Regions from separate parts of the Homo sapiens genome. Here region 1 is linked to region 2. A link is an interaction called in ENCODE POLR2A ChIA-PET data of the cell type or tissue named here. Cell type or tissue: B cell. All regions are shown on one strand. Links, peaks and the distances in the headings refer to the core of each region. The heading gives the core; the rest is flanking DNA.

What was found. Peaks named below come from ENCODE experiments on the same cell type or tissue, not always from the same donor. Only the 100,000 strongest peaks of a DNase experiment are listed, where the experiment ranks them.
Region 1: POLR2A ChIA-PET joins it to region 2 with 5 read pairs; 1 of 35 experiments calls an interaction of 5 or more read pairs at or near these places.

What each region holds. Positions count from the first base shown.
Region 1 is chr17:77,323,251-77,327,632 of GRCh38, reverse strand. All of the region lies in intron 2 of SEPTIN9 (septin 9), which reads right to left. Among named protein-coding and RNA genes, the nearest start is that of SEPTIN9-DT, 44 kb to the right of the region's middle. RefSeq lists enhancers at 790-1,708, 1,900-2,209, 2,320-2,589 and a silencer at 3,876-4,049. In B cell, for the core only: no CTCF peak of the experiment used is centred there; DNase peaks (open chromatin) are centred at 1,282, 2,322, 3,072, 3,752 and 1 weaker place; H3K4me3 peaks cover 1,892 bases; H3K27ac peaks cover 3,107 bases.
Region 2 is chr17:75,343,361-75,347,742 of GRCh38, reverse strand. All of the region lies in intron 2 of GRB2 (growth factor receptor bound protein 2), which reads left to right. Among named protein-coding and RNA genes, the nearest start is that of SLC25A19, 56 kb to the right of the region's middle. RefSeq lists enhancers at 292-371, 382-441, 2,052-2,331, 1,706-2,697 and silencers at 582-641, 553-721. In B cell, for the core only: no CTCF peak of the experiment used is centred there; DNase peaks (open chromatin) are centred at 1,872, 2,852, 3,640 and 4,080; H3K4me3 peaks cover 3,384 bases; H3K27ac peaks cover 4,000 bases.

The sequences.
Region 1 (4,382 bases), core at 270-4,269, 2.0 Mb before region 2:
GGAGCCCAAATCAGTCTCCAAACGTGGGCCGCTGGTTAAGAGGAATCTCCCCACCCACGATCCCCTCCCATACCCAGCCCCCACTGCCCAGAGCATGCCAGCCTTGCCTGCCCTGGCCTTCAGGACCCCCTCAGGGACCCTCAGGCTCCAAGTCAGGGTGGGCTTGAACCAAGGCAGCCCCAGAATCTATGCCAATGCCCTTGCCAGTGGGAGACCCTGGGGAGCACCGTGCGGGATGCATGGGGCCAGGCGGGGGCACACAGCGAGCGGCTTCAGAAGCTCTGGCCGTTCGGAGTGGGGGGGTGCCCAGAGCAAGAGACGGGCCAGGAAGCTGGAGTGAGCAAGGAGGCCTCAGCCCCTGGTGGGAGCAGGCCGGGTAAAAATAAACTAACCTGAGGGCAGCAGCCAGCGAGACCACTACAGGAGGGGTGGTGGGGCCGGAGGGGTCCCAGGAGCCCAGGAGAGGGAGGCATTGCCAGAGGTAAGGTCGGCAGATGAGAGCCAGTGCTGGTAGGATTAACTTGCTACAGCAGCTATGGTTTATTCTTTTTTTTTTCTTTTACACATGTTCCTGGGGCTCATGGAATTTACTAGTTTATTATAAAGGATATTACAAAGGATACAGGGGAAGAGATGTGTAGGGCAAGGTATGGGGGAGGGACGCAGAGCTTCCATGTGCTCCCCAGGCGCTCCACCCTCCAGGAGCCTCCACATGCTCATCCATCCAGAAGCTCCCGGAACCCCATCCTTCTGAGTGTTCACGGAGGCCTCATTACGAAGGCATGATTGATTCAATCATTGGCCGCTGATGATCTGCTTAACCTTCAGCCCCTCTCCCCTACCTGGAGGTTGCGGGGTGGTGCTGAACCTTGTGATTCTACCTGGTCTTCCCTGGGAACCATCCTGAAGCTGCCAGCTGGTCTGTCAATCATGAGCATCCAAAAAGACATCACTTTGGAGATTCCAAGGATTTTAGGAGTTGTGTGCCAGGAAATGGAGATGAAAACCAAGTGTATATTTCACAACATGACAGTCAGTCTCTTTCAACCCCAGTCTTACTTCCTGCCGTGCTGCCGGCCTCAGCCCCCCGCGCCCCAGGGCCTTTGAACACATTGCCGGTTGCCTGCAGCGATCGCCTCTGCCTGCTGGGTTTGAGCCTGGTTTACTCCCCTCATCCTTCTGCGCTCAGCCCGAAGGTGTCCCCCCGAGGCAGCCCTCCTGACCTGGTCCTACGAACCGCAGGTTCTGTCCTGCCACTGGTCCCCTTTGTCACACCTGTCACTTCCTGTGTTTCACGTTTACTGATGTGGTCTTGCACTTGTGCAGTCCCATGAGGGCAAGGACTGTGTCTGGCTTTGTCCTCCACGGGACCCCAGCGCCAAGTCCACAGGGAGCACCCAATGCTGAATGAATGAATGAGTGACCGGCAAGGGAGGTTTATTTTGTCATGTTGGGGGTCAAAGGTTGCTGGGCGGACCACATGGGTGAGGTTGGGTGGGGAGGGAAGCAGAGATGACCCCTTGGAAGAAGGGGTAGGAGGCGGGGAGGTGGGTGTGGGGTGCTGTATAAGGATGGCAAGTGCTTCCAGGGGTGACAAGCCAACCTAGAGCACCAGGCAGCAGAAAAAGGCTGACACCCTCACGCCCCACTTCCACTTAGGGAGAGGCCAGGCCTCCGGGAAAGCCAGCTCCCCGTTGCTAGGAGAGCCCCAAGGGAAGCTTCATCAGCTGCTGAGTTGGTCACAGTGGAAACCCATGTGGTGGGTGGGAGGGGTTTGAGGCACAGGGGTTTGGGTGGTGGCTTCAGGATGGAGACTTGTGTCCAGATCATGAGGGGTGGCCCCAGGGATGACCACCTCCAAACAGGAAGCAGACAAAGGCACAGATGGCAGAAGCGGAGGCAGAGAATGGGCTGCAGGGGCTTCCCCAGAGGGAGAGCCGAGCAAGGGGACAGGCTGGAAACACTCAGCCTCCATGGCCTGAAGCACAGACAGCTGGTCTCACACGCAGGCCGGGCAGCCACACCACCTAGAACAAGGGGCATGTCCGCAGGGCAGGCCTCAGGACGCCCCGGGCTGGCCCTGCCATCAGCCTAGAAAGACGGCCCAGGCTTTCCCGGTAGGGAGCACGTCCAGCCAGGTCCTGGGCAGGAGCTGAGACTCCCTGGCTGGCCTGAGAGGGGATGATCGAGTGCAGGCCCAGCCCGGGACTTCCCCACTCCTCCCCGCCACCCAGCGGAACCAGCTGGGCGTGAGAAAAGAAGAGAAGTGAATCAAGAGCCCAGAGCATGAGGCTGGACCAGCCCTTACACCACATGCAAAAATCAACTCAACTTGCATCAAAGACCTAAACTCAAGAGCTAAAACCACAAAACTCTTAGAAGAAAACACAGGGGAAAAGCTTCCTGACGTTGCATTTGGCAATGATTTCTTGGATATGGCGCCAAAAGCACAGGCAACAGAAGAACAAATAGATAAAGTGGAACGTCATAGAAGTTTAAAATATTTGCATATCAGCCTGGGTGCGGTGACTCACGCCTGTAACTCCGGCACTTTGGGAGGCCGAGACGGGTGGATTACTTGAGGTCAGGAGTTCGAGACCAACTTAGTCAACACAGTGAAACCCCGTCTCTACTAAAAATACAAAAATTAGCTGGGTGTGGTGGCGGGTGCCTGTAATCCCAACTACTCAGGAGGCTGAGGCAGGAAAATCGCTGGAACCAGGGAGGCGGAGGTTGCAGTGAGCCAAGATCATGCCACTGCACTCCAGCCTGGGCAACAGAGTCAGACTCCATCTCAAAAAAAAAAAAAAAAATTGCATATCAAAGGGCACTAACAACGTGGGGAGAAGGCAATCCATGGAATGGCAGCAAATCATAGGTCAGATATGGGATTAGTATCTGGATATTAATCTACAGATCTCCTAACACTCAGCAACAACAATCATCCAAATCAAACACAGGTAAAGGACTTGGACAGACATTTCTGCAAGAATATGTGCAAATGAGCAATAAACACGAAAAGATGCTCAACATCACTAACCACTGGGGAATTGCAAATCAAAACCACAAGGAGAGACCCCTCACAACCATGAGCTCTGGGCAGGTAGGAAGACGCCTGGTGGGGAGTTGCCGGCTCCATGCTGTCCCCAGAATTCCTGCAGGGGCTAAGCCCGACCCCGACACCTCACCAGGAGCACAGAAACGAGTGGAAAAGGCCAAAGGCCACCCCAAAGGGCCAGAGGGGTCCAGCAAGGAGTCTGGGACATGGAACCATGCTGTGCATCCAGACACACGGGGACAACAGGGGGATGAAAGGTGGCCCCTAAAATTTACATCCACCCCAGAGCCTATGAACATGGCCTATTTGGAAAAAGGGTCTTTGCAGACGTTATGAAGTTAAGGATCTTGAGATGGGACCATTTTGGGTTACCCAGTGGGCCCTAAATCCGAGAAAGACTGTCCGTATGAGAGACAGACAGGGGGAGATTTAGGGCACAGAAGGAGGCCCCGTGACAACGGAGGCAGAGGTCGAGTGGTGTGGCCACGAGCCAAGGAACGCCAAGGGTTTCGGGAGCCGCCAGAAGCTGCCAGAGGCGAGAAGCAGGCTCCCCCTCGGAGCCTCCGGAAAGAACCAGGCCTGCTGATGCCGTGATTTCGGACTTCTGGCCTCCAGAACGGCGAGAGAAGAAATGTCTGGTGTTTTGAGCCACCCAGTTTGTGGCACTTGGTGATGGCAGCCCCAGGAAACCACTACAGGGACCAGAGTTCCCACGGGGCTGGGCAGGAAGCGGGTGCAGAGCGCGTCAGGCCAGGCCTCTCACCTCGGAGATGGAAAAGCAGAGCTGGAGAGGTTGAGACCGGACAGGCACCGAGCGTCCAGGGGTAAGAACTCCCAGGGGATGGCAGAGGCCATCGGGGACAGCACAGCGAGGGACAGGAGGGAGGGGTGAGGGCTGAGGCACCGCCCTCCAGGAGGCCTCGGTTCCCCGCCCACTGATGACCCAGGAACCCCGTAAGAGGAGCTGGGCTTTACCCTGTGCCGTACTGCATCAGATGGACCCTGGTGGGGACAGACGTCCAGCGACAGCGTGGCCAAGCCCCCTCCAGGACCCCGGGCCTGCATTCATGACCATGCACAGACGGCCACTTCCCCTGCCTGCAGCCCTCCCTCGTGGCCTGTTCCTAGCCTCCCAGCCCAACAGAGCTCCCCAGTGGAAAGTTCCCTTCTTGGAGACTCTCTCCCTGCTGAAATACAAGCTCTTGGAACAAGATAAAACTGCTTAATTTGTAAAAGCCACAAAGCCGTTCCAGAACAAAAAAAAAGCTCCGACCCTTGGCTGGAAGGAGTGGCCTTCCATGCCTCAGCGGCCAGTCACCACTCC
Region 2 (4,382 bases), core at 99-4,098:
TCAGCTCATGGCTGGGCTGGGTATGCCCCAGCTCACCTGTGTTATGGCTTGTTCCCAGGTTCAGCAGTTCCCAAGGTCTTGTCCTGTGTCTGAGAAGAATGAGGTTACACTGGCAATTTAAGGGTGAGGAGGGTGGAGAAGAATTTTATTGAGCGGTGAACAGCTTTCAGGAGCGGAGGAGGTAGTGGTTCCCCACCCCTGAAGTCTGGTGGTTTCTCTCCCAGTGTGGCTGGGTGGGGGCTTTTATGGGCTCAGAACAGGGGCATGCATGCTGAATGGTTTGTGGGCATGCAAAGAAAGGCTAAAGCAAAGGCACCACTCAAAGATGGGCATGGCAGTGTAGAAAATCAATTCGGAAAGGGTAGGTAGATGTAAAATAGGTGAAGAGTGGGGATCAATCAGAGGAAAGCCTACCAAATGGGAAGATGGGTTCTCAGTCCGGTCCATGGATTTGACCTGTAGTGTGGCTTTCAGGCTTTCAGTTGTCTTTGGCTTAGAGGTGGGGTTTCACTGGAGACCCGCCCCTGTGAGGCATTTGTCTGCCTCCTGCCGCTATCAGTGTGGGCGAAGTTTCTCTAGAAACCACAGGGATAATGCAGTGTCCACAGCTGGTAATCAGGTTACCACCATGAGGCCTACGACAGGGAGAAGGAAGGGGGAGGAGTTGCCCAAACCTGGAGAAGGAAAGGACTTACTTTCAATTGAGAGTCCAAGACTGTCCACAGACACTCTCAGGGTGGGAGCTGGGAGAATGAATGCCCTGACCTGACCCTCCCTTCGTCTGACCTTCTGCAGGCCTCCCCATTGATTAATAGCACTGGGAGCCAGAGAGTGAGGGAGCCTGTTGATGTGGTTCTTACAGAGCCAAAAAGTCAGAGCAGGCTGGGCACAGTGGCTCATGCCTGTAATCCCAGCACTTTGAGAGGCCAAGGTGACTTGAGGTTAGGAGTTTGAGACTAGCCTGGCCAACATGATGAAACCCCGTCTCTACTAAAAAATACAAAAATTAGCCAGGTGTGGTAATCCCAGCTGCTTGGGAGGCTGAGGCAGGGGAATCATTTGAACCCGGGCGGTGGAGGTTGCAGTGAGCCAGGATTGCACCACTGCACTCCTGCCTGTGCAAAGAGTGTGACTCTGTCTCAAAAAAAAAAAAAAAAAAAAAAAGGCAAGAAAAGCAAGGTGTAACTGGATCTGGAGAGACAGATGGAGGATACCAGCATAAGATTGATACCTGTCTTTGTTTTTTGGAGACGGAGTCTCACTCTATTGCCCAGGCTGGAATGCAGTGGCGCAGTCTCGGCTCCCTGCAACTTCTGCCTCCCAGGTTCAAGCGATTCTCCTGCCTCAGCCCCCCGAGTAGCTGGGACTACAGGCGCCCGCCACCGTGCCCAGATAATTTTTTGTATTTTGTAGTAGAGACAGGGTTTTACCATGTTGGCCAGGCGGGTCTTGAACTCCTGACCTCAAGTGATCCGCCTGCCTTGGCATCCCAAAGTGCTGGGATTACAGGCATCAGCCACTGTGCCCAGCCAATATAGCAGTTTTTCTAAAGCAGTTTTCAGAAAAAAAAAAAAAAAAAATCAGTGGCCGAGAGGAAGACCACTGAGCAGCATCTCATCACCAAGTCCTTTTGATTCTACCTCCAGAAATACCTCGACTCTCTCCTCTCTACCGCACTGCCCCACCCACCTGCACCTCCTTGCAGTTCATCTCACAGTCAGCCAGAGGAGCTTTTGAAAAATGCAAACCTGAATGTCACTCTCAGCGACTTCTGATGATTGTAACATATAAGCTTGAGCTTCTTAATTTGCATACTGTGGTCTTCTGCCAGACCACCCACAGGAGAGCCTTTGATCTCCCTTCAAATGTCACTGGCTTGGGGAGGCTTTCTCAGGCAGCCCCCACCCCGAGACTAGTTTAGGTCCCTGTGTTTTCTGCTCCCTGACCCTGTCCACTAGCTTGAATCCACATTTGCAGTTTGTATTGTCATTACCTGTTGAACTCTCTGCATTCGCCTCCACCCTGGGGGTGGGGGTGGGGGTGGGGGTAGGGACTTGCCACTCTACCCCAGTTCCTCTTCCTCTGTCATGTGATTATAACAAGCCTTTCCCGATTTGGAACTAGATTAACTGCTTCAGAAGTAGAAAATGCATTTGGAACTAGCTTTTTGAGTTGGAAATTAACGGTGTCCTGGTGGGAGGACCCCAGCCTTGAGTTTTTCAGTCCTGTATCCTTATGCACACGTTGGTGAATAGTTCTGTGACCAACATTGCTTTTTCTTCTTTCAATAACATCCTCTGAGGTGGCTCTTGGGTCACAGAACGACTGAAAATCGATCAGTCCTTTCATTGACCCCTTGAATCATAGTCTTACGTGGAATTAAATAAACTCTGTTGTCGGGCGGGGTGCGGTGGTTCACGCCTGTAATCCCACAACTTTGGGAGGCTGAGGTTGGCGGATCACGAGGTCAGGAGATCGAGACCATCCTGGCTAACACGGTGAAACCCCGTCTCTACTAAAAATACAAAAAAAATTAGCCAGGCGTGGTGGCGGGCGCCTGTAGTCCCAGCTACTCAGGAGGCTGAGGCAGGAGAATGGGATGAACCCAGGAGCGGAGGTTGCAGTGAGCCGAGATTGCGCCACTGCACTCCAGCCTGGGGGACAGAGCAAGACTCCATCTCAAAAATAATAATAATAAATAAAATTTAAAAAAAAACCTCTGTTGTCATTAATTTTCAGGGTAGAGGTTTGAGCTCCTGTTTTCTGCTTTATGCTGAGGCAGTGGGAAGTGAGTGGAGACCTTAGAGGGTGGAACTGACACACAGGAGCGGGTTTGCCTGTTAGCATCACAAAACATGAGTAACAGCTGCTCCCCCAGGCGGGGGGGTTGGGAGGGGGTGTGGGGGGTTGGGGAGGCTTTGTGTTTTATTTTTTGAAGAGAGGAGTGTAGGATTTCATGTAAGATTAAAAGCCTCCTTCTGTTAGTGAAAGGATGAAAAGGACAGTTGCTAAATATGTGTCATTAAAGTAAAGAATTAGCTACAGTTGAGGCCGAGCGCGGTGGCTCAACACCTGTAAATCCTGGCACTTTGGGAGGCCGAGGCGGGCAGATCACTTGAACTCAGGAGTTCAACACCAGCCTGGCCAACTTGATGAAACCCTGTCTGTACTGAAAATATAGAAATTAGCCAGCTTGGTGGCAGGCACCTGTAATCCCAGCTACTCAGGAGGTTGAGGCAGGAGAATCGCTTGAACCCGGGAGGTGGAGGTTGCAGTGAGCTGAGATCACGCCATTGCACTCCAGCCTGGGCAACAAAAGCAAGACTCTGTCTGAAAAAAAAAAAAAAAAATTAGCTACAGTTGAGGTTATTTAGGTTATTTCCAGTTAGAAGTTCTGATACCATTAATAAATATTTTACCTTTAAGCTAAAAGAAGCTTAACCAGTGTTTTAGTTAATAGCAGCCAAACAACAATCTGTCTACTTGCAGAGTCTGCCATGTTCCTTCTACTCACAGTCCACACAGACTAAGCAGAGCTAAAGATGCAGACAGGGAATAACCAAGTTCACACTTCATCTAGGATGTTTTCCTGATACCCCCTAACCTGGAGTTAAGTCATCGTCTTTGGTGTTTGGAAGTCAGATGTTTTCTATTGAATTGATGCCTACATAGTACCCATAACTCCCCACTCCTGACATTCGTCACACTGTGATGCACCTGGCAGCTTTCTAGTCCCCTAAGCTCCTTGGGAAGGGTATCCATTTTATCCTCAGTTCACCTAGCCCAGGGCTTGGTGTTTGTCTAGTACAGGTCATCATATGATTGTTGAATTTTTCAAATACACAGATTTTTCTTGAAACCTCTTGATCTCTGTGTTGGTCTCTTCCTGCCCCCTCCCTTCCTCTCCTTTCTTCTCCCTGCTCGTGCAGTTGAAATTCTGACATTCCAAGAGCATTTCAGCTCCACCAAATAGGACTTCCACATGTCACAAAACGCAAGACAGTTATTTTGAATGGAAACTTTTTGTACCCCTTTGGTAGAAGTTTATTTTGGGGTTTGTCTATGCATTTAGGTTTCACTGCCTCCAGATTTATCTGGGTGGAGTAATATCACATAAGTGTGAACTACCTTCCTGTTTTGTTAAAAATATCAAGAGCAATTTCTCTTGATGATAAGAGGTCAACTGAAGAGGTTGATGAGCATATCCTAGTTATCTTTTGAACTAAAATATTTCTCAGAGAAAGAAATATCCTGTAATTTGGTTAGTCGTCTTAATTGTTCATCTTCTAACATGTATGAACATTATAAAGAAACTTTTTTAATACATGAATAGTCCTGGTCTCTTAATGTGATCATTTTTCTCCATCAGCCTAGTTGCTGGT